Linked DNA regions of Homo sapiens: regions 1 and 2 are each linked to region 3. A link is a loop called in an ENCODE intact Hi-C map of the cell type or tissue named here. Cell type or tissue: CD4-positive, alpha-beta T cell. All regions are shown on one strand.

Region 1 (8,000 bases), 200 kb before region 3:
TTTAAAAATGAAATATGACCGGGCGTGGTGGCTCATGCATGTAATCTCAGCTCTCTTGGAGGCCAAGGAGGGGATATTACCTGAGGTCAGGAGTTCGACATCAGCCTGGCCAACATGGCGAAACCCCGCCTCTACTAAAAATACAAAAAATTAGCTGGGCGTGGTGGCACACACCTGTAATCCCAGCTACTCGGGAGGCTGAGGCGAAATTGCTTAAACTTGGGAGGCGGAGGTTGTAGTGAGCCAAGATCACACCACTGCACTCCAGCCTGGGCGCCAGAGCGAGACCGTCTCAAAAAACAAAAGGAAAAAGAAAAAGGAAACACACTTTGAAGTATATATACACAGTGGCATGATTAAATCTAGCTTAGTAACAAATGCAGCACTTCGCATAGCTCTCATTTTTGTGGTGAAAGTGCTTAACATCCGCTCCTCTTGCATTTTTCAAGAATATGTCACGTTGCACATGATAAATACATACACTGTTATCTGTCAGTTAAAAAAACAAAAACAAAAACCACAGGCTGTGGCAGCTCACGCCTGTAATCCTAGCACTTTGGGAGGCCGAGGTGGGAGGATCGCTTGAGTCCAGGACTTCAAGACCAGCCTGGGCAACATAGCGAGACCCCACAAAAAAAATTTTTTTTTTTTTTTGAGATGGAATCTCGTTCTGTTGCCCAGGCTGGAGTGCAGTGGCACGATCTCGGCTCACTGCAACCTCTACCTCCCGGGTTCACGCCATTCTCCTGCCTCAGCCTCCTGACTAGCTGGGACTACAGGCACACGCCATCATGCCCAGCTAATTTTTTGTATTTTTAGTAGAGACGGGGTTTCACCGTGTTAGCCAGGATGGTCTCAATCTCCTGACCTCGTGATCTGCCCCCCCCCGGGCCTCCCAAAGTGCTGGGATTACAGGTGTGAGCCACCGCACCCGGCCCAAAAAATTTTTAAAAATTAGCCAGACATGGAAGCGCGTGTCTGTAGTCCCAGCTACTTGGGAGTTTGTGGCAGGAGGATTATTTGAGCCCAGGAGTTCGAGGCTGTAGTGAGCTATGATTGTGCTATTGCACTCCAGTCTGGGCAACAGAGTGAGACCCTGTCTCTAAAAAGAAAAAAAAAATTTTAAGTAAAATCACATACTAATTTCAGAAGAAAACAAAAACTAAATAAGCTATACAAAACCAAAACAAAGTAACGTTTACAAAAATGAAATGTATTATGCCTGCCAGCTGTTTGCTCTTTTTTGCTCTAGAACAAACACATCTTCATTTTTTTTTTTTTTTTTTTTTCGCAAAAAGGCTTGCTGACCTACAGAAATAGGAAACTACTGATAAAGCGTAAACCCTGACTCGGTCCAAACAACATCCGAGATGCTCAAATTTTCCAAACTCTTTATAATTTGGAATGTTAACCTAAACATCCAAGCCTGGGAGCATTCGCATATGCAAAGGGTGTATAACACTGATGGAAAGTTTGCCATATGCCAGACACTTCTGTGATGCACCTTACACAGATTACTTCATAGAAACCCCAACCAACCCTTATTCCCATTTTAAAGATGGGAAGACGGAAACTTAGTGAAGTTACACGGCTAACAGGTGGTGGAACTGGGACCAGAACCCAGCTCGGATCTGACCTCAAGCCTGTGCTCCTGACACTTCTTTTTTTTTTTTTTTAGACAGTCTTGCTCTGTCGCCAGGCTGGAGTGCAGTGGCCCGATCGCGGCTCACTGCAACTTCTGCCTCCCGAGTTCAAGTGATTCCCCTGCCTCAGCCTCCAGAGTAGCTGGAACTACAGGCGCCCGCTACCATGCCCGGCTAATTTTTGTATTTTAGTAGAGATGGGGTTTCACCATGTTGGCCAGGATGGTCTCGATCTCCTGACCTCGTGATCCACCCACCTTGGCCTCCCAAAGTGCTGGGATTACAGGCTTGAGCCACCGCGCCCAGCCTCTCCTGACACCTCTTACAGCTGGAGGATTAATCATTCACTCAGACACCTGCAAAACTCATCCCTTGGCCACTGGGCTGTCTATACTGTCCTGAACTCTCTCTCTGGTCAATGGGAAGAGAATGGGGCCCTTCAAAGCTACTGGCTGGAGCTTCATCTCCGCGAAAACAAGGCAAAGGGGAAAAGGTGTGTTGGCCGCTTCGCTTCCGTGGTAAAACTTTAAGAATGTTTTTTAATCCTGTGGTCCAGGCTTTAATCTCAACAGAGCAAGAGATAAGGGGCAGATAGCCACAGCAAAACACTCAAGTGCTAGTAGAATTAACGCAGGAAAAGAAAACCAAATACTGCACTTTCCCACTTGTAAGTGGAGCTAAACCTTGGGTACTCATGGACACCAAGAAGACAACAGAAACTGGGCTCTACTAGAGCGGGAAGGGAAGGAGGAGGTCAAGGGTTGAAACTATCTATTGAGTACTATGCTCAGTACCTGGGTGACGAGATCAGTCACACCCCAAACCTCAGCATCACGCAATATATCCAGGTAACAAACCTGTACATGTACCCCCTCAATCTCAAATAAAAGTTGAAATTTAAAAACGTAAAACAAAACGAAACATGTAAGGACCAGGGGAAAGCTTCTCGTTCCCGTCCGCAATGAAAGCACCAACTGAGTTCTTATACAAGAAACTAAAACCCATGGCACAGATAGTTCTCACGGTTTTGCACCCAAACGCTCCCTGCCAGGGAGGGCTGTCTGCTCCGGGGTGTGAGGGTTCTCCCGGGAGGCCTGAAATACGACGGTGCTGGGTATTGTGGTGGGTTCCATTCCATCCCTGGTCCTGCCCCGGGCGCTCCTGAACGAGGAGCAGAGGCTGGGGCCCAAGTGACCCCTCCTCTCCTCTCCTGGAGGAGAGTAAGCCGTAGCACCCCAGGACTGGCTGGGGCTCGGACGGAGCGGGCGGGCATCGTCTGCACCTCTGCACCCTGCAATCGCCGCCTAGAGCCTCCATGCATTGAAGGAGCAGCCTGCACCCCAGCACCCGTTCGCCTGCCTGGAGAAGTCCCCCAGGAGCCGGCGGGAGGCCCGAGGCAGCCCCGGGGGTCCCGCGCCCCAGGCCACCCCCTGAAGAGACCGAGGGCCCCCTCCTGAGCCCCGTTTTCCTCGGGACCGCCCCGCCGCCGTCCTCACCTCGGCCCGATCGCCCGCAGGCCGCTCTCCGCCAGCTCCTCTGCCACTCTCGCAGCCGCCTCCGATGCCTCCGTCCGGCCCCCCCAGATCCACAGTAGCTAGCAGCTGGGAGCCGGAAGCGGGAAGCCGCGCGAGGAGAGCAGCGCATGCGCGATCCCGCCTCGGAGGCGGGGCAGAGGGCGTGACCCGGAAGGAGGCGTGCCCTCGAGGGCGGGGCGCTCCCGGGGACCTGGGGCTGCTGCTCCCCGAGCCGTGGTGAGGGGGCGTCGGCTCGGCCTTGAGAGGGGCGCGGGCACCGAAGTGGGAGGGTGCTCGCGGCGAGGGTGAGGGCGACTTTTGAGGGGCGGGTCAGCGGGGTTGGGGGGCTTTTTGAAGGAGAGCAATGCGAGCCTGGCTGTCAGTAGGGCCGGGGGCTCTGAGGGGACAGCTGGGTTGCGGGGATCCAGAGGGAGAGCAGCAGGGTTAGGTGGGCGTTTTGTGGGGTTAACGGAAGCCTGGGTGATTAGCGCGGCTGGGGAGGGAGTCCTGAGGAGGACAGCGGTTTGGAGAATCTCAAGGGGGGTACAGCACAGTTAGGGGGACCCTGAGGGAGGACAGCGGGGTTGGGGGACCCCAAGGGAGGACAGCGGGGTTGGGGGGACCCCGAGGGAGGACAGCGGAGTTGGGGGACCCCGAGGGAGGATAGCGGGGTTAAGGGGACCCCAAGGGAGGACAGTGGAGCTGGGGGTGTTTTGGAAGAATCAACGGATGCCTGGAGGGGTTGTCAGTGGGCTCCTACGGGCTCGTTAGGATTGGAAGTACCTAAGGGGGGCACTCCCAGTGGTGGGGAGTCCTAGCGGGGAGAGTCCAAGAAATGGAGAGGGCAGGGTCTGTCACCTGAGAAAAAAGAAGCAGCATCAGGGAGTGGTGGGGGGATCACTTCATCCCAGGAGTTCAGGACCACCAGTCTGGGCAACATAGCAAGACCCCATCTCTACAAAACATTTTTTAAAATGAGCAGGGCATGGAGGCGCCTGCCTGTGGTCCCAACTCCTCCAGAGGCTGAGGTGGGAGGATGACTTGAGCCTGGGAGGTCCAGGCTGCGGTGAGCTATGATCATGCCTCCAGAGGCTGAGGTGGGAGGATGACTTGAGCCTGGGAGGTCCAGGCTGCAGTGAGCTATAATCATGCCACTGCACTCCAGCCTGGACAACAGAGCAAGACTCTGTCTCAAAATAACAACAACAAAAAAAGAGGCAGCATAGACTTCAGAAAGGTGGGTCTGGGAAAAATGAATCATATACCTCTCCAGTGGTCTCAGACACCCCAACATAGATACCATCAGATCCCCTAAACACAGGCACCCAGGCAGGTGCCATCAGATACCCAAAACAGGCTTCCAGGTAACCCCCAAATATGTCAGACACTCCACATAGGTCCAGCAGATACCCCCAAACACATACTAGATAACCCCAATACAGATGCTGTCAGATACCCTCAAACAGGTGCTCAGAGTCTGAAACACATACCATACCCTCCCCTATCCACTTCCACACAGGTGCTATTTGGCAGATGTGGATAGGCCAGATGCTTCCCCCAGCACCAGCAACCTCTCAATTGCCATCAGACACCCCAGTCTTGAGGTTGCCTGTCTAATCCAAGTCCTGCCACAGGGGAGGCAGTTGAACAGTAACCAGGAGTCGAGCAGAACAGCTCTCACCAAGGTTGGCTGGTCAGCCAGGCCTAGAAGATCTCCCCATGGCCAGGCAAGACGGCTCATGCCTGTAATCCTAACACTTTGGGAGTCTGAGGAGGGAGGATCACTTGAGTCCAGGAGCTTTGAGATCAGCCTGGGAAACCTCGCATGACCCAGTCTCTATTTTAGAAAAAAAGATTTCCCCAAACCCAATCACTTCAAAACATGCACAATATGTTGTTGAGAGTCCCCAGTTCAGAAGCTGGAGGGTTGCGTCCCCAGGTGGACTAGCCTTCAGTTCAAGTCCAACCTTCATGGTCCAGAGGAAGGGAGCATGTTCAGGGAATTGGATGTCCCAGAAATGCAAGACGTAATTCACCAGGCACCCTACTGCAGCTGAGGTCAGAAACTCTAACACGGGAGTTTATGAGGGCTCAATGGTTGGGCAGCTGTGTAGCTGTGGCTTATGGACTTAGGGGCATGAACCTTATTTTTTTTCCTTTTTTTTTTTTTTTTTTTTTTTTTGAGACAGGATCTCACTCTGTCACTTAGGCTGGAAGTGCAGTGGCACAATCATAGCTCATTGCAGCTTCCATCTCCTGGGCTCAAGTTGTCCTCCCACCTCAGCCTCCCAAGTAGCTGGGACCACAGGCACACACCACCACGTCTGGCTAATTTTTTTGTAGAGACAGAGTTTCGCCATGTTGCCTAGATTGGTCTCGAACTCCTGAGCTCAAGTGATCTGCCCGCCTGGGCCTCCTATGATGCCAGGATTGTAGGTGTGAGCCATCATGCCCGGCCTTTGAACCTTATTTCTTTCTTTCTCTTTTTCTTTCTTTTTTTTTTTTTTTCTTTCTTGAGACAGAGTCTCACTCTGTCACCCAGGCTGCAGTGTAGTGGTACCATCTAGGCTCACTGCAGCCTCCACCTCCTGGGTTCAAGTGATCCTCCTGCCTCAGCCTCCCGAGTGCTGGAATTACAGGTATGCACCACCAAGCCTGGCTAATTTTTGTGTTTTTTTTTTGTTTTTTTTTCAGTAGAGTCAGGGTTTCACCATGTTGGCCAGACTGGTCTTGAACTCCTGACCTCAAGTGATCCTCCCACCCTGGCCTCCCAAAGTGCTGGGATTACAGGCGTGAGCCACTGGGTCTGGCCATCAGCCTTATTTCTATAGCTATCTTGGTTATAGGAAACTTCAGGTGGACACAGCCCTCCCCTAAACATAGAAACCAACTTTCTCAGAGACAACTAGGAAGGAGAAACATCTCCCATCTTTCTTTTATCCATCCAACCATTCTGCATTTATGAGTCTTTTTTTTTTTTTTTTTTTTTGAGACGGAGTCTCACTCTGTTGCCCAAGCTGGAGTGCAGTGGTGCCATCTTGGCTCACTGCAAACTCCACCTCCCAGATTGAAGCAATTCTCCTGCCTCAGCCTCCCGAGTAGCTGGGATTGCAGGCACCCGCCACTACATCTGGCTAATTTTTGTATTTTTTGTAGAGATGGGGTTTTACCATGTTGGCCAGGCTGGTCTTGAACTCCTGACCTTAGGTGATCTGCCTGCCTCAGCCTCCCAAAGTGCTGGGATTACAGGCGTGAGCCACCACACCTGGCCTCATTTATGAGTCTTTAGCATGGACCAGGGGCGCTAGGAGCTAAGGAGATGCAAGGAGCTTAGGCCCAGAGCAGGGTTTTCTCAGCTTGGCACTTTCGACAATTAGGGCTGGATAATTCTCGGTGGTGGTGGCAGGGGTGGTCTCCTATGCACTGGAGGGTGTTGAGCGGCATCCCTGGTCTCTACCTCCTAGATGCCAGTGGCTCCCCTGGTCCTGAAAAAAATGCCTCCAGATGTTTCCTTGGCTGAGAGCAACTGGCCTAAGAGACATTCAGACACTTATCCAGCCTAATTCCGACTTCCTGGAGGAAGTGGGCCTGGGCTTTGTCTTAAAAGGATGAGTAAGAGTTAGGTGGGAGAGGGAGTTCCAGGAACAGCGCTGGATGAGCAAGGCACAGCGTATGTGTATGACGTGTATGAACAGCCATGAGACTTCAGGGTGACTGGGCCGTGGAGTCCGGAGAACCTGAGTAGTGGGAGAGAAGCGTGGAGGGATAGGTGGGGTTGAATTATAAACAGCCTCAAAGGTCAAGGCCAGGAACAGGACTGTCTGGCGTGGTGTCTGTTCTCTGAAAAGCATCCCAACTTTATCGTGGAGACCCACCTTCTCTAATTACCTGGAGTATGACTCATTCTCTGTTCTGTTTGTTTAACTTACTGTGAGGCTGTTTCCTCCGTCTGTCCCACGGACGGGAGGAAACGGGACAGACTGTCACGTTGACTTTGAATACCTTTAAAAGCAGGTAGGCCTGTGGGGAGTTATACCTTGGGAGGACTTTTCTCAGCCTGCTGGGAATGAGACATGGGTGTTTTGGCCCCTTCATGCCTCCTGACACAGGTGGGGAGGGGTTTGTTGTCAGAGAACAGGGTTAGGGTCTGTGATTTATTTTTTTATTTTTATTTTATTTATTTATTTTTTTGAGACAGAGTCTCACTCTGTCAACGGGCTGGAGTGCAGTGGTGTGATCTCAGCTCACTGCAACCTCTGCTTCCCGGGTTCAAGTGATTCTCCTGCCTCAGTCTCCCAAGTAGCTGGGACTACAGGCAGGCGCCACCACACCCAGCTAATTTTTGTATTTTTAGTAGAGACGGTGTTTCACCATGTTGGCCAGGATGGTCTCCCTCTCTTGACCTCGTGATCTTCCCTCCTCGGCCTCCCAAAGTGCTAGGATTACAGGCGTAAGCCACCACACCTGGCTTGGTCTGTGATTTATTATTATTTTTATTTGTTTTTGCAGCTTTGCAGAGGCAAGCGTCTATGATTTAAATGCTAGCTTTGCCGCTTACTGGCTGAAAGACTTTAAATGACAATAACAAAAAATGAAGAGGATGATGATGATGATACAAGATACCATTGCCCGTGTGTACCAGACATCATGCTAAGTGAGTGCTACCCACATCATTTTTCTTTCTTTTCTTTTCTTTTCTTTTTTCTTTTTTTTTTTTTTTTGATACAGAGTCTCGCTCTGTCACCCAGGCTGAAGTGCAGTGGCGCAATCTTGCCTCACTGCAACCTCCACCTCTTGGGTTCAAGGGATCCTCCCACCTGAGCCTCCTGAGTAACTGCGATTA
Region 2 (8,000 bases), 95 kb after region 3:
TCAGTGTGGGCCTCTTCTTTGCTGCCTCCACCCTGGCTTCCCCTTTTCACTTCTCCCCTTAATTCCCTTCCTCTCTCTGTATTTATCTCACTGTTTCTCCTTGTGTTTTGATTTTTTTTTGTTTGCTTGATTGTTTCTTCATCACCCTGCTCCCTCCTTGTTTCTGTCCTACTTTCTACTTCTTGCCACTCTTTTATCTCTGTTTTATTTATTTCAAGTCTGCTTCATCCTCTCCTCCATCTTTTTCTGTATCTGCCTTCTGCTCTTTTCTCCTATTCTCTTAATCTTTCTCCTTCTGTGTGCTTCCCTTTGTGGTCAGCCATGTTTCTGCCTCTCTTCATTTGTGCTTCTCCTCTTTTTTTCCCTTCTCTCTCCATCCTCACCATCTACTCCCCTCTTGCACCCACCATGGTTCCCTCACTTTCTTTCTTTCTTTCTTTTTCTTTCTTTCTTTTTTTTTTTTTTTTTTTTGAGACAGAGTTTCACTCTTGTTGCTCAGGCTGGAGTGCAATGGCACAATCTCAGCTTACTGCAACCTCCCCCTCCAGGGTTCAAGTGATTCTCCTGCCTCGGCCTTCTGAGTAGCTGGGATTACAGGCACCTGCCACTATGCCCAGCTAATTGTTTATATTTTTAGTAGAGACGGAGTTTCACCATGTTGGCCAGGCTGGTCTCGAACTCCTGACCACAGGTGCGCCTGACCTACTTTATTTCTTTTATACATTACTTCTGTATCTCCTTACCCCATCTTTCCCTCTGTCTTTCCTTCTATGTAGGACTTTTCTGTCTTCCCATTTTTTTCTCTATTTCCCCCTCTCCTCCTCCCACTCTTGTCTTATTTTTCTTCTCTCCCTTTGCTTCCCTTGTGTGTGTTCCTTAGTTTCTCTCCTTCTTGGTCACTCTCTCTGAGTTATTTCTCCAGTTTTGGTCTCACTTGTTTCTCTTTTTTTGCTTGTGTATTTCTGCTACCCAATCTTCCTGTCACACTATAATTTGGGCTTTGCTTTTCTTTCTCTCTCATTTCACCTTCCTCCTCCCACTCATATCTCTGACCTCCTCCCCCTTTTCTACCATTCTGTTTCTACCTCTACTTCTCTTGGGGCCTTTTTTTTTTTTATCTATCTGTATTTGTAATTTCCTATATGTTTGTCTATTGCCTTCTCTTCATCCACCCATCCATCTATCTGTCCTTCTTTCCTTCCTTTCTATCCATCCACCCACCCATTTGTCTGTATATCCATCTTGTCTATCCATTCATCATCTATCCACCTACCTGTCCATTCATCCACCCATCCATCCATTTATCCATCCACCTATCCATCCATCCATCCATTCATCCATCCATCCATCATCTATCCCTCTTCTTGTCTGTCCATCAATTTATCTGTCTGCCTGTCCTTTCATCCAAGGCTCCTATCCAGTGGTAAGACCCTGACAGGCTGAGAAAGCAAGGCACAGGCTTTGGTTTCATAGACCACAGCCTCACAACCAGAGGAGGAACTCTGGCTGGGCTCTGGGTTAGAATGGGGATGTGGGTTGCTGAGACAGTCAGACTTGGGAGCCAGGAAATGCAAATTCTGGCCTTGGCTCTGCTCCATGTGTGTTCTGCATGACCACAGATGAGACAGTGGTCATCAGGATAGTACACAAGTGAGAGAAAACATCTTCAAAGTACTTCACAAAAGAGGGAAGCCATAATTTTAATAGGGCTGACATAGTTGGTGGGTGGTTTAGACTATGAGTCCATGGTCTAATGTTCTCAACTGTTGATCTCCAGGCTCCTTAGAGGTTGCTGACCCATTTCCTGAAGCATAACCCCAGGAGTGGGAGGCCACTGTGTTGGAGTCACTGTAGTGGATTCTGTAGTGGATGCTGTAGTGGATGTGGTGATTGCTGTGGTGGATCCATGATGCTGTAGTGGAGGTAGCAGATGCTGTAGTGGAGGTAGTGGATGCTGTAGTGGAGGTAGTGGATATTGAGGTGGAGGTAGCGGATGCTGTAGTGGATGCTGTAGTGGATGCAGCAAGAGCCACGGCACATCCACTGTCGTGGATGCTGTCATGCACCACCCAGATCACCTCTTCAGAACCAAGTGCTCACTCTTCCAACTTCCAGGAAAGTTGTCTTCTGGGGGCGGACAACTGAGTCCCTCTTCTGGAACTTTCCCAGGCTTAAGGGAGCTATTTTGTCCAAGGTTATTCCCCCTTCCCAGAGAGCAGCCGCATTTGATGGTTGATGGGGTATGACAGGTTGGTCCCCGTGCCTAAACAATGAGATGAATTCAACTGTGCAACCCCAATATATTGAACTCTTAGTCCCCAGGACCTCAGAATGTGGCCTTATTTGGAAATAGGGTTTTTCTGGGGAGTATTTTTGTTTGTTTGCTTTTGAGATAGAGTTTCGCTCTTGTTGCCCAGGCTGGAGTGCAATGGAGCAATCTCAGCTCACTGAAACCTCCGCCTCCTGGGTTCAAGTGATTCTCCTGCCTCAGCCTCCCAAGTAGGTGGGATTACAGGCATGTGCCACCATGCCCGGCTAATTTTTTATTTTCAATAGAGACAAGGTTTCTCCATGATGGGCAGGCTGGTCTCGAACTCCCGACCTCAGGTGATCTGCCCGCCTTGGCCTCCCAAAGTGCTGGGATTACAGGCATGAGCCACCGCACCCGGCCTTGTATTCTTTTTTTGTTTTTGAGATGGAGTCTCGCCCTTGTTGCCCAGGTTGGAGTGCAGTGGCACGATCTCGGCTCATTGCAATCTCTGCCTCCTGGGTTCAAGCGATTCTCCTGCCTCAGCCTCCCGAGTAGCTGGGACTACTGGCATGTGCCACCAAGCCCGGCTAATTTTGTTTAATTTTTAGCAGAGACAGGGTTTTGCCATGTTGGCCAGGCTGGTCTCAAACTGCTGACCTCAAGTGATCAGCCCACCTTGGCCTCCCAAAGTGCTGGGATTACAGGTGTGTATTCATCTTTTTAAATGTTGTGTAGTAGGACTGTTTTTCAAGATAATTAGCCTGCCATACTGCAGACAAGTCTCCTTGTCTCATATTGATCTTTTTTTCTTATGGGCTTCTTCCCAGCTGAGTCAACTTTACATTCCAGAGAAGAAAGTGAAGGCCATCGATTATGAAACTTCCATTGCTCACTGTAATCTGTGATCAGAAAGGGAGTGGCTCCCTTGTCTGTGGAGTTGAAGAGATTTCCCTTGTTCAAAGTGAGTAATTGTAAATTGCATTCTAGGAGACCAATGTATTGTTCTTAATGGAAGGAGTAAATGCTAATTGGCTCACATGTTTAATTGGTGATTATTGTTTTCAGAAGACAGACATATGTTAGCCATCAGCGCAATCATTTGGAAGAGGTTAAAGCCATTGAGGAATGAAAATCATTGAGGAAAAGAGTTAAAGTCATTGAGCCTGGTTACGGCCACGCTCGGTGGCTCACGCCTGTAATCCCAGCACTTTGGGAGGCCGAGGCGTGTGGATCACCTGAGGTCAGGGGTTTGAGACCCTCCTGGCCAACATGGTGAAACCCCATCTCTACTAAAAATACAAAAATTTGTGGCCGGGCGCGGTGGCTCATGCCTGTAATCCCAACACTTTGGGAGGCCGAGGTGGGCGGATCACCTGAGGTCGGGAGTTTGAGATCAGCCTGACCAACATGGAGAAACTCCATCTCTACTAAAAATACAAAAAAAAAAAAAAAAAAAAGAGCTGGGCGTGGTGGCACATGCCTGTAATCCCAGCTACTAAGGGGGCCTGAGGCAGGAGAGTTGTTTGAACCGGGGAGGTGGAGACTGCAGTGAGCTGAGATCACGCCACTGCACTCCAGCCTGGGCGACAGACCACGACTCCATCTCAAAACAAACAAAAAACAAAGTGAATAAATTGTATAGTTGCTCTCTAGGAGACAATTGCATTGTTCTTCATGGAAGGAGTTAATGCTAATTGGCTCACATGTCTAATTGGTGATTATTGTTTTCAGAAGATGGACATCAGGGCAAACATTTGGAAAAGAGCTTGTGGATTTAGGGTGGTGCAATACTGCCATCTTCAGGGCATATTTTGAAATAAAAAAAGAACGGCACTCTAGATGTGTCAGCCGTGGGAAAAACGGATGAAAGTATTAGAAACTCCTCATTGAAAGAGGCCAGGGAGGCTAGGCACGGTGGCTCATGCCTATAATCCCAGCACTTTGGGAGGGTGAGGCAGGTGGATCACCTGAGGTCACGAGTTCGAGACCATCCTGGCCAACATGTTGAAACCCTGTCTCTACTAAAAAATACAAAAATTAGCCAGGCATGGTGGCGCTTGCCTGTAACCCCAGCTACTTGGAAGGCTGAGGCAGGAGAATCGCTTGAATCCAGGAGGTGGAGGTTGCAGTGAGCTGAGATGGCGCCACTGCACTCCAGCCTAGACAACAAGAGAGAAACTCTGTCTCAAATTAAAAAAAAAAAAAGTTCAGGGAGACCACAAAATCAAGATAAGGATGTTCTTTTTTATCTTGATTTGGTTCTCTCATTGTCTCTTTCGCTCATAGCGCGATGGTTAAGGGTACTGATTCTGCAGTGAGACTATCCCATTTAAATCCCTTACCAGCTGCGTAACCTTAGGTAAGTTACTTAACCCCTCTGTGCCTTCGTGTTTCAGTTTCCTCATTCGTAAAACAGTGTTATCATGCAAGTCCTCCAAAAAGCAAACACCAAAACAGAATTCCAATGTGAGGATAAACAGGTGAGGGGCCAGGTCTCAGCGCAGTTCAGAGAAACTGTCTGTCAGGCCGATGGGGTGTCCCTATGCAAATATCACCAATGAGCATTCACTGGGGGCAGAGAACATGCAGCTGTTGCCGATGGAGCAGCCCTCGCAGGGGACGGTGGCAGGGCCGGAGCAACAGGACCGGGAGGGCAGGAGGACCTGAAACCACCGGAGAAGTTCATCTTACTCATCAATATAGAGCTGATTTATCAAGGCAGGAGAATTGGAATAGAGAAAGAATTCAAAACATGCACATTGGCCGGGCACAGTGGCTCACGCCTGTAATCCCAGAACTTTGGGAGGCCGAGGCGGGCGGATCATGAGGTCAGGAGATCGAGACCATCCTGGCTAACACGGCGAAACCCTGTCTCTACTAAAAATACAAAAAATTAGCCGGGCTTGGTGGTGGGCGCCTGTAATCCCAGCTACTCGGGAGGCTGAGGCAGGAGAATGTCATGAAGCCGGGAGGCGGAGCTGGCAGTGAGCCGAGATTGCACCACTGCACTCCAGCCTGGGCGACAGAGCGAGACTCCGTCTCAGAAAATACAAACAAACAAACAAAATGCACGGCCGGCTAAATGGGGAACCTGAAAATTTGGAGGCTAGGGTTTTTTAAAGATAGTTTCGTGGGCAGGGAGGCAGGGAACAGGTGCTGTTAATTGGTCCAGGATGCGTGGAAATAAACAGTCCTTGTGTGCTGAGTTTGTTTCTGGGTGGGGGCCACAGGAATCATCCGGTCGTCAGAAATGCAAAAGTCTTTATTTATTTATTTATTTATTTATTTATTTATTTATTTATTTAGACAGAGTCTCTGTTGGGAAAAGGGCTTGTGGGGTGCCTGTATAAACTGGCCATAAAAATATGGGACAATAAGTTGTGGAAAGCCACAAAAGGCTTCTGAGGAGGAAAGCCTCCTAATTGCCATCATGTTCACATGCTCAGAGCGAGACCTGCTCTCTTATCTGTAAACACTGTGTTCAAGGAGAAAGACACTCCTTTGAAACACTGGAATGTGGACAGACGTGCAGGCTCCTAGTAAAGCCTGCTCCCACTAGCTACTCTCCGATAAGTTAAAGATATGTTGTTTGAGCACAACGGAGAATCATTTAAACCACTATTGCTATAGATTACGCGTATGACGCACTGCCTCCCTTTCACTGTTTTGCCCTGAACATCTGCTTCTCAGATCTAAGTGATTGTACTCAATAGTGTGGAGACCAGAGCTCTGAGCCTTTTGCCGCCTCCTACCTCGCATCTGGCCCCCCTGGCTCCCCACCTTTAACTTGTCTCTTCTCAATCCTTTGACGCCACCGGACTTAGAGTACCCTACGGGTGGTGTTGAGGCTGGTCCCCAACAGTCTCTTGCTCTGTTGCCCAGGCTGAAGTGCAGTGGCGCAGTCTTGGCTCACTGCAACCTCCGCCTCCCAGGTTTAAGCGATTCTCGTGCCTCAGCCTCCTGAGTAGCTGGGATTACAGGCATGCATCACCATGCCTGGCTAATTTTGTATTTTTAGTAGAGATGGGGTTTCACCATGTTGGCCAGGCTAGTCTCAAACTCCTGACCTCAGGTGATCCACCCGCCTCGGCCTCCCAAAGTGGTGGGATTACAGGCATGAACCACTGTGCCTGGCCCAAAAGTCTTAAATGACATCTCAAAAGGCCAATCTTAGCTTCTACAATAGTGATGTTATTTACAGGAGTAATTGGAAGGGTTACAAATCTTGTGATCACCTGAGCAAGGGCTGGTAATCCTTAACGAAGTCTACATCTGAGCAGAATTCAGGCCCTGCTCTAATCATAACTTGGTGATCTCTTATTTTTATAAGGCGGTTTAGTTTTAGGAAAGGCTATTGTTATTTAAACTGTAACTAAATTTCTCCCAAGGTTAGCTTGGCCCACACCTAGGAATGACCGAGGAGAGTTTGGAGGTTAAAGGCGAGATGGAGTGGGTCAGGTGTCTTTCACTGTCATAATTTTCTCACTGTTATTAATTTTTGCAGAGGCAGTTTGAGGCCCTGCAGATGACTCTGGCCATGTTGACAGCTTCGGGCTCAACCATCCACGGCCCCTTCCCCACTGCAGTCCCCTGACCTCCCTTCCCCTGCTCCCAAGAAGATGGGTCCCGGCTCAACCTCAGCGCTTTTCGCCCGCTTAGCTCCTCCCACCCGGCACTGGCTCCTCCCACTTGGCATCAGCTCCTTCGACCGGGGCTTCGACTTCTCCCACCCGACCTCGGCTCCTCCCACGCAGCCTCGGTTACCCTCTCCGCCACCCGCTGGACCTCGGCTTCCAGGGCCCTGCCTCGGTTCGCCCGCCCTCAACCCCGCACTTGCTCTCGGCTTCCGCTCTTTCTGCCCAGCTCGACTCTCCCGCCCGCCCTCACCCCAGGTGCTACCCTCCCTTCGCCCTCTCTGCCCCGCGACCTCCCGCGCTTGGCGCCAGTGCCACCGCTTTTCGGTCCAGCTCGGATCCTCCCGCCCGGCCTCGGCTCTTCCGCCGAGCCTCGGCTTCCCCCGCCCAGCTTCGGCTTCCTTCGCGCCTGGCTTCGGCTCTTTCCGCCCAGCTTCGGCTTCCCCATCCGTCCTCGCCTGGCGTCCTACCATGGCGCTGCCTGTCCCTCTCTGTCTCCGACCTGAAACTTCCCCTCCCTCCGTCCTGGCCATGGCTCGGCTTCTCCGCCGCCCTTCCCGCTGCTTTTCGGCCCTGCTCGGCTCCTCCCGCCTGGCCTCGGCTCCTCCCATTGGCCTTGGCTTTTCCGGTTCCTCTCGGCCGACCTCGGCTCCCACCACCCGTCTTTGGCTCCCCTCGCCCAGCCTTGGCTTCTCCGCCGCTCCTCGGCTCAGTTCGTTCAGTTCGGCTTTCTCCGCCCGGCTTCAGTTTTCTCCGATTTCGCCGCTTCAGTTCGGCTCTTTCCGCGTCTCCCCATGGCACCCTGGGCTCGGCGTGGCTCTGGGTCTGGTTGGGTCCTTGTCTTAGTCCGGGGGAGTTGCACTAATTGAGTTCCCGTCATTATGATATGGAGGTGCCAGTGTCTCCACATCCTGGTCAATCTGTTATCTTTTTAAAAGAAAAAAATTCCTGATCAATGAAAAAGGGAATCTCAATGTATTACTTCCCATTTTTCTTAGGAGAGCCACTTGTATTTCTGTGAACTGTTGTTAGCATTTGCTCCTTTCTCTAATTAACTCTTGGTCTTTCTCTTACTGCTTCGTAGGAGTTCTTGAATACTAACAAATTATTATGAG
Region 3 (8,000 bases):
GGGTATGCCATTCTCTCTCATAAGCTGTACTCTCTTATTATCAGTAATTTCTAAATAGCCTGTAAAATTTATATGGACTCAAAATGCAGGAAACATCAATAGGTTGAAACTCAACAACTTGTAAAAAGTTACTCCTGTACTTAATTGCATAAAATGTGTATTGCCTACATGAATGAGAATAAAAACTTCCAAAATGCCCCCAACAAACAGGGGTTTTTGCACCTTGCCATGAGTAGCTTTCTGGAGCAAGCCGGAGTGGTTAGAGCTGTGACTCGGCAACCACAAACACAACCATTTTTGTGTGGAAGTGTGGCTCTTCAGCCTTTTTTTTTTTTTTTTTTTTTTGAGATAAGGTCTCACTCTGTTACCCAGGCTGGAGTGCAGTGGCGTGATCCTAGCTCACTGCAGCCTCAACTTCCTGGACTCGAGCAATCCTTCTGCCTCAGCTTCCCAAGTAGCTGGAACTACAATCATGTGTCATCATGCCCAGCTAAGTTTTATTTTTTTTAATCTTTAATTTTTTTAAGAAATAGAGATGAGGTCTTGCTATGTTGCCCAGGCTGGTCTTGAACTCCTAGGCTCAAGCAATCCTCCTGCCTCAGCCTCCCCATTAGCTGGAACTACACTTGTGTATCATCATGCCCAGCTAATTTTTAATTTTTTATTTATTATTTTTTTAAAGAGATAAGGTCTTGCTCTGTTGCCCAGGCTGGTCTTGAACTCCTAGGCTCCAGCAATCCTCCCACCTCAGCCTCCAAAGTGCAGCCTCTATATCTTGAACTCCACACCTCAAACCCAGATTGTCCACATGTGAGCACCTGTCTTTTTGGTTTGCTGTTTCTCTCGTGAGTTGTATCCAGTTGCCCAAGGTGGAAAGTTGGGCGTCATCCAGCAGGTAAGTCCTGACACCTCCACCTCCCCGATGGCTTCAGAAGCCAGCCTCTTCTTTTCTGTTTCCTCTGCCTCTCAACTTCCTCATCCATCTACCATAAGCCAGAAAAATGACCCCCAAATGTGAATCCGATGGTGTTCTTTCTGCCTGACATCTTTCTTTGGCTTCTGCTGTGGGGTAAAGTCCAAGCCCCTTGGTTCCCTGTCTTTCCTCTCTGGTCTAATCTTCTATTCCTCTCATCCTGTACTTTGCCCTTCATCAACTCTGAACTGTTTATAGTTCTCTGAACATAGCCCGAGTGATTCACACATTTGCATGTACTGTTCCTCTCCTGCTGTGATAAAGGGACAGTCACCTAATCCCCGCCCCTCCGTTGCATTTTTTTTTTCCTACAAGATTTATTATGCACCTACTGTGTGTATGGCTCTGGGATGCTGTAATAAGCAAGACAGACACATCTTTCCCTTCACGGGGCGTATGTGTCTCGTGCATACTGGGAGGGCAGGGACAGGGTCTCCATTCATTTCTGCATTCCAATGCCAAGAGGGTGTCAGATCTGGGTGGGTCGAGGTAGGGAACAGGTAAACATAACTCACAGTGTGATGCCGTGTTACAGCCAGGCTGGGTTCCTCACGCCTGTGATGGCAGCGCTTTGGGGAGCCAAAGTGGGAGGATTGCTTGAAGCCAGGAGTTTGAGACCAGCCTAGGCAACATAGAGAGACCCGCTCTCAAAAAAAAAAAAAAAAAAAAAAGCTGTCGCAGTGGCACTCTCCTGTAGTCCTAGCTCCTTGGGAGGCTGAAGCGGAAGGATCACTTGAGCCCAGGAGTCCTAGACTGCAGTGAGCTATGATGGCTCCATTGCACTCCAGCCTGGGCCACAGAGTAAGACCCTGTTTCAAACAAACAAACAAATTTAAAAAATCAAACAAACTCCCACTCCCCCAAACTCCATACCACACCCTCTCCTGGTCTCTCTGGGAGACCTGGATTCGAGTTCTGGCAGAGCTGGTTATTGGCAAAGTAGCCCCTCTATGCCTCGGTTTCTCCAATTCTAATGGTGATGATTGCTTGAATAATTGAGTTAATATGACCTCATTGATGGATTGGACCGTGTGTGCTGCAAACAGATTACACACTTTAAAGTGTATTCATGCCTGTAATCCCAACACTTTGGTAGACTGAGGCAAGAGGATCACTTGAGGCCAGGAGTTCTAAACCAGCCTGGGCAACGAGTCCCCATGTCTACAAAAAAATAGAAAAAATTAGCCAGGCATAGTGATGCACGCCTGTAGTCCCAGCTACTCGGGAGGCTGAGGTGGGAGGATGGCTTGAGCCCAGGAGTTTGAGGCTGCAGTGGGCGATGATCACACCACTGCACTCCAGCCTGAGGCGACAGAGTGAGACCCCCCCCCCAAAAAAAGTGTATTTATGGGGGTGAATGTTAAATGAGAATGTCCACTCGCTGCCTTGGTTTACTGGAACTGCAAATTCAATGGGGACACACAAGTTTTCAAATGCATGCGGAATACTGGCTGGAGGTTACCCCAAAAACGTAGCCTGTGGATTTTAAGAATGTATTTATGAGTATGGTTCTCGTTTTCTGGGTGAGTGGTGGGTGAGAATAGAGGGTGCACTGGCCCGGCGAGTTCGGAGATGCGGACCCTCCCCCCCTGCAATGTGAGGAATTTTGCTGTGTGACCCTAGTGAGCCGCTGCACCTTTCTGGACCCCTCCCGAGGGAGGCCTGGGGTCAGGGGGCCCCTCGGCAGTCCCGGGAGCTGCCACGCGGTGACCCGATCTCCTCCCGGGCACACGCCCAGCGCCGCGCGCAGCCTAAGCCACCCCGGTGGATGCTTGATGAGCCCTTGCAAGCTCGGTTTCTCCTTTTCCCTAGCTTTTTCCAAAGTTCCATCCGTGGCAGACTCGACCTGCGGGGTCTGCAGCCACGAGGGGCCCTCCCAGGGCGCCCTTTCCTCTGGCCGGGACCGCCCGGCGGCGGCCACTGCCCGAGCGCCAGTCTGGGGAGCGGAGCCCGGCGCACCCGGGGGGCGGGGCCAGCGCCCCTGCAGCACGCCCGCCCATTGGCTGAGCGCGAGGGCGGCGCTGCGGCCGCCGCAACCGCCGGGGCCGGATTCCCCGGAGCGGAGTGCGCCCCGGGCTTTGTGCTGCGCTGAGGCCTCCGGCTCGAGGGGGCGGAGCCTTGAGCGCCTAGGGCTCCCTCCCTCGCCCCCATGGGCACACACGCAGACACGGGCACACACGCAGACACACACACACGCCCATCATGGACACACACACACGCTCGCCCACCATGGACACACACACACTCCCACCATGGGGACACACACACACTCCCACCATGGGGACACACACACACACACACACACACACACACTCTCACTCTGGAACCGACCAATCCTGGGGCTGCACAGACACACACGCGCACACACTCTCTCTCGTTCTCTCTCTCTCTCTCTCGTTCTCTCTCTCTCTCGCTCTCTCTCCCACTCTGGAACCGACCAATCCTGGGGACACACACACACACACACACACACTCCCACTCTGGAACCTGCCAATCACACACACACACACACTCCCACTCTGGAACCTGCCAAACACACACACACACTCCCACTCTGGAACCTGCCAAACACACACACACACTCCCACTCTGGAACCTGCCAAACACACACACACTCCCACTCTGGAATCTGACACACACACACACACACACACCCAAACACACACACTCCCACTCTGGAACCTGACACACACACACACACACACACACACACACCCCCACTCCCACTCTGGAACCTGCCAATCCTGGGGCTGCTCTAGCGAGGAGACCCCTGGGACCCCGCCTCCTTCCGGGCCTCTGCGTGCGCAGTATATCTCCTAAGAGATCCGCAGCATGGAGAGGGCCCGCCCCCGTGGACGGACTCACTCCCTCCCCACTCACTCACTCACTCGCTTACTCACTCACTCACTCTCTCTCCGAAGAGAAGAAGCCTGCGGCTCCCGAAGCGGGAAGGCCCTCTGGTACTCTGTTCCCTTTCTAGCCTCTATATGCGCCGTATGTCTCCAAAGAGCTGCGCAGTTCTATTCCAAAGGCGTCATCGCGTGTGGGGCGGTATTGTCAGGCAAGGAAAAGGGGCGCTTCCCCGCTTCAAGGACACGCGCTCCTGCGGTCGTCGCTGCTGACCACGAAGCTGTCAAAAGTTCACCTCCTTGGCTGCCCCCAACCCCTGCCCCTTTGCCATTAAATCATTTACTAGATTCCAACTAGAGGAATTTGGCTCCGGGGACTCGAACCTCTGAGGTCAGGGTCTGGGGCCAGTGTGGGAGAGAAAGGCCTTGAATGGAAACAAAATAAATTACTTTAAGGAGTTTATAAAACTCACACTTATAGGGAGAGCCGCGGGGCCCTGTGGTCAATGTACCAGCAGGCCCATGACGCAACTGTTCCGTTTGGAAATTTCTGGAAAGCAGTAATTTTTGGAATCATAAATCTTGAGTATTTTTTTTTTAAACTTTGGAAAGGTTTTTAAACTTTTTTTTTTTAAGTTTTTTTTAAACTTCGGAAAGTTTTAAGCTTTGGAAAGAATGTAACAAAATGTTATTAACATATGTGGAGCTATCGAATCATTTAATGGTGGTTTCTGTATTTTCTGTTTTGTTTTTTATCACATACCTTCTTAATTAAGAAAAACCCAAACTAATTTGAACTTTAAAAGGGAGGCAAACAAAAAAGTGTCAGAGTGACTGGATTTTTGTGCGCAAGTCATTTAACAATGCAGCGCTGCGTCTCCTATTTCTCTGGCTTTTAACCTTGCTTTGGACAAATTGGTCGCTTTTTGTTTTGATGTCGTTTCAAGCTTACGGAAAAATTGCAAGATTATATCTAGATCAATCAATTGTTTACGTTTTATTCTACTTGTTTTATTACCTTTCTAATATATTTATGCACACACATTATATACATTTTTTTCCCCTGAACTATTTGAGAGTTAGTTGCAGGCATGATACATACTCCTTAATTCTTCAGTGGATATTTCCTAAGAACAAGAAAGTTCTGAGGCCAGGCGTGGTGGCTCATGCCTGTAATCCCAGCACTTTGGGAAGCTGAGGCGGGCGGATCACCTGAGGTCAGGAGTTCGAGACCAGCCTGACCAACTTGGAGAAGCCCCGTCTCTACTAAAAATACAAAATTAGCCAGGCGTGGTGGCACATGCCTGTAATCCCAGCTACTCGGGAGGCTGAGGCAGGAGGTTCGCTTGAACCTGGGAGGCAGAGGTTGCAGTGAGCCGAGATGGTGCCATTGCACTCCAGCCTGGGCAACAAGAGCGAAACTCCGTCTCAAACAAAAAAAAAAAAAAAAAGAAAGAAAAGAAAGAAAGTTCTCTTACATAATGATGGTACTGGTGCCGTTGTCAAAATCAGGAAATTAACATTGATACAGTATTTTAATCCAATGTCTTCTATAATCTTATCTGTTGTCTCAATATTGCCCTATATAGATTTTTTTTCCTAGGCGAAGGTTCCAATCTAGGATCACACTTTGCATTTGAATGCTGCTGTCTCTTAAGTCCGCACAATTCCTCAGTTTTCTGTGTCTTTCCCAACATTGGCTTTTATTTATTTATTTATTTATTTATTTTTATTTTTTTTTGAGGCGGAGTCTTACTCTGTCACCCAGGCTAGAGTGCAGTGGTGAGATCTTGGCTGACTGCAACCTCTGTCTCCTGGGTTCAAGTGATTCTCCTGCCTCAGCCCCCAAGTAGCCGGGATTACAGGCATGCGCCACCACACCCAGCTAATTTTTGTGTTTTTAGTAGAGAAAGGGTTTCACCATGTTGGCCAGGCTGGTCTCGAACTCCTGATCTCCAGTGATCTTCCTGCCTCAGCCTCCCAAAGTGCTGGGATTACACGTGTTAGCCACCACACCTGGCCAACATTGGCAGTTTTGAAGAGCACAGGCCAGTTATTTTATCGAATGACCTCAAGCTAGGGTTAGTAATATATGGAAAGAAAGCTACACAAATATTTTGTCTTTTTCATTGCCTCATAATGGGAAGTACGTGTTGTTGCCTTGTCCCACTATTGTGGGCAATGTTACTTGAAGTATTTTTAACTAGAATTTTTAAGAAGAAATACATTTCCCGTAAGGCTCAGTACCCAAGACATGCATATACCTGAATGAAAAGTTTCCCACAACAAGATTTACTCTTGCCATTTTCTAGTACTGTGGGATTTTTTCCTTTTCTTTTCCCCCTGCAGGAGGGGATGCTGCTGGGGGCTGAGGACAATGCTAAACCTGGATGTCTCGAGGACAGGGGATGGGGTTTTTGTGTCATCTATGTTCTGATGCTTTTTCATTTAATACGAGAACAGGTTTCCTATGATTTGGCACACTGGGACATTCGACATGTGTTTGTTGAATGAAAAAAAGAAAAAAGAGAAATGCTAACAATTTGTTGAATAGTCCATAAAAGAGCAAAGCTGGCCTGGCGCGGTGGCTCACACCTGTACCAGCACTTTAAGAGGCCAAGGCAGACGGAGGTCACGTGTTTGAGACCAGCCTGGCCAACATGGTGAAACCGCTTCTCCACTAAAAAAAAAAAAAAAAAAAAAATCAGTTGGTGTGGTGGCGTGTGCCTGTAATCCCAGCTACTCAGGAGGCTGAGGCAGGAGAATCGCTTGAACCCAGGACATGGGGGTTACAGTGAGCCAAGATTGCACCACTGCACTCCAGCCTGGGTGACAGAAAGAGATTTTGTCTCAAAAAAAAAAAAAAAAAAAAAAGCAAAGCTATTATTAAAACACACTCCACACTTCACCCCTGAGCCCCATATTGATTTTGTAATAAGGCAAAGATAATTTTTTTTTCTTTTTTTGAGATGAAGTCTCATTCTGTCGTCCAGGCTGGAGTGCAGTGGCACGATCTTGGCTGACTGCAACGACTGCCTCCTGGGTTCAAGCAATTCTCCTGCCTCAGCCTCCCAAGTAGCTGGGATTATAGGTGCCTACCACCACGCCCAGCTAATTTTTGTATTTTGAATAGAGAGTGTTTCACCATGTTGGCCAGGCTGGTCTCGAACTCCTGACCTCAAGTGATCTTCCTGCATCAGCCTCCCAAAGTGCTGGGATTACAGGCGTGAGCCACCATGCCCAGCCAACAAAGATGATTTTAAGAGAACCTTTGTAAAAGCTCTCACCGATGCCTGTCATTATTAGAATATTTGGGAGTAGAATCATGTAACTGATCAATAACATTGTTTACTGTCTAGCAGAGGCTTTTGAAAAATGTATTTCCTGGCTGGGCATTGTGGCTTACGCCTATGCCCAGTTTGGGAGCTCGGGGAGAGCGGATCTCTTGAGCCTAGGAGTTCAAGACCAGCCTGGGCAATATTGTGAGACCTCATCTCTACCAAATGTATATATACATATACAAAAATTAGCCAAGCATGGTGGTGTACGCCTGTAGTCCCAGCTACTCAGGAGGCTGAGGTAGGAGGAGCACTTGAACCTGGGAGGCGGAGGTTACGGTGAACCAAGATCATGCCACTGCACTCCAGCCTGGGCGACAGAGTGAGACACTGTCTCTAAATAAATAAATGAAAGAAGAAGCTACTTGAAAAAAATATGTATTTCCAAATATATGTCAGTTTTGACAGGATAGTACACATACATAGTAAAAAATAAAAATAAAATAGGGCACTTTTTTGTGTCCCTTTCAGAGGGACATATGTCCCATGTGTCCTCCCCCCTCCTGCCCCTAATTTTTTTGTTTGTTTTTTTATGAGATGGAGTCTCACTCTGTCGCCAGGCTGGAGTGCAGTAGCGTGATCTCAGCTCACTGCAACTTCCGCTCCCCAGGTTCAGGTGATTTTCCTGCCTCAGCCTCCCATGTAGCTGAGACTACAGGTGCGCGACACCATGCTCAGCTAATTTTTATATTTTTCGTGGAGACGGAGTCTCACCATGTTGGTCAGGATGGTTTGGCTCTCCTGACCTCGTGATCCGCTCACCTTAGCCTCCCAGGCTTAGCCTCCTTAGCCTGCTGGGATTACAGGCATGAGCAGAAGAATCTCTTGAACCCGGGAGGC

Evidence for each region. Peaks named below come from ENCODE experiments on the same cell type or tissue, not always from the same donor. Only the 100,000 strongest peaks of a DNase experiment are listed, where the experiment ranks them.
Region 1: it touches region 3 in a loop (8-fold over the local background); 2 of 110 quality-filtered maps call a loop at or near these places.
Region 2: it touches region 3 in a loop (2.6-fold over the local background); 7 of 110 quality-filtered maps call a loop at or near these places.

What each region holds. Positions count from the first base shown.
Region 1 is chr19:7,390,387-7,398,386 of GRCh38, reverse strand. The region is part of intron 10 of ARHGEF18 (Rho/Rac guanine nucleotide exchange factor 18); the gene reads right to left. It overlaps ARHGEF18-AS1 (ARHGEF18 antisense RNA 1), which reads left to right and starts at 3,328. Exons shown (of 2, transcript NR_186326.1): 1 at 3,328-3,394; 2 at 7,667-8,000. RefSeq lists enhancers at 1-385, 2,461-2,640 and silencers at 397-597, 2,851-3,420, 3,129-3,569. In CD4-positive, alpha-beta T cell, no CTCF peak of the experiment used is centred here; DNase peaks (open chromatin) are centred at 3,286 and 4,746; H3K4me3 peaks cover 1,536 bases; H3K27ac peaks cover 1,699 bases.
Region 2 is chr19:7,098,542-7,106,541 of GRCh38, reverse strand. LOC124904625 (a long non-coding RNA gene) reads left to right here and starts at 6,980. Exons shown (of 3, transcript XR_007067110.1): 1 at 6,980-7,060. RefSeq lists enhancers at 3,043-3,542, 3,543-4,044 and a silencer at 6,904-7,273. In CD4-positive, alpha-beta T cell, a CTCF peak has its summit at 3,992; DNase peaks (open chromatin) are centred at 4,051, 4,511, 6,991 and 7,311; H3K4me3 peaks cover 1,297 bases; H3K27ac peaks cover 1,117 bases.
Region 3 is chr19:7,193,205-7,201,204 of GRCh38, reverse strand. All of the region lies in intron 2 of INSR (insulin receptor), which reads left to right. It overlaps LOC124904626 (a long non-coding RNA gene), which reads right to left and starts at 1,621. Exons shown (of 2, transcript XR_007067111.1): 1 at 1,489-1,621. RefSeq lists a silencer at 2,560-3,189 and enhancers at 3,021-3,857, 3,670-3,869. In CD4-positive, alpha-beta T cell, no CTCF peak of the experiment used is centred here; DNase peaks (open chromatin) are centred at 3,054 and 3,824; H3K4me3 peaks cover 1,948 bases; H3K27ac peaks cover 689 bases.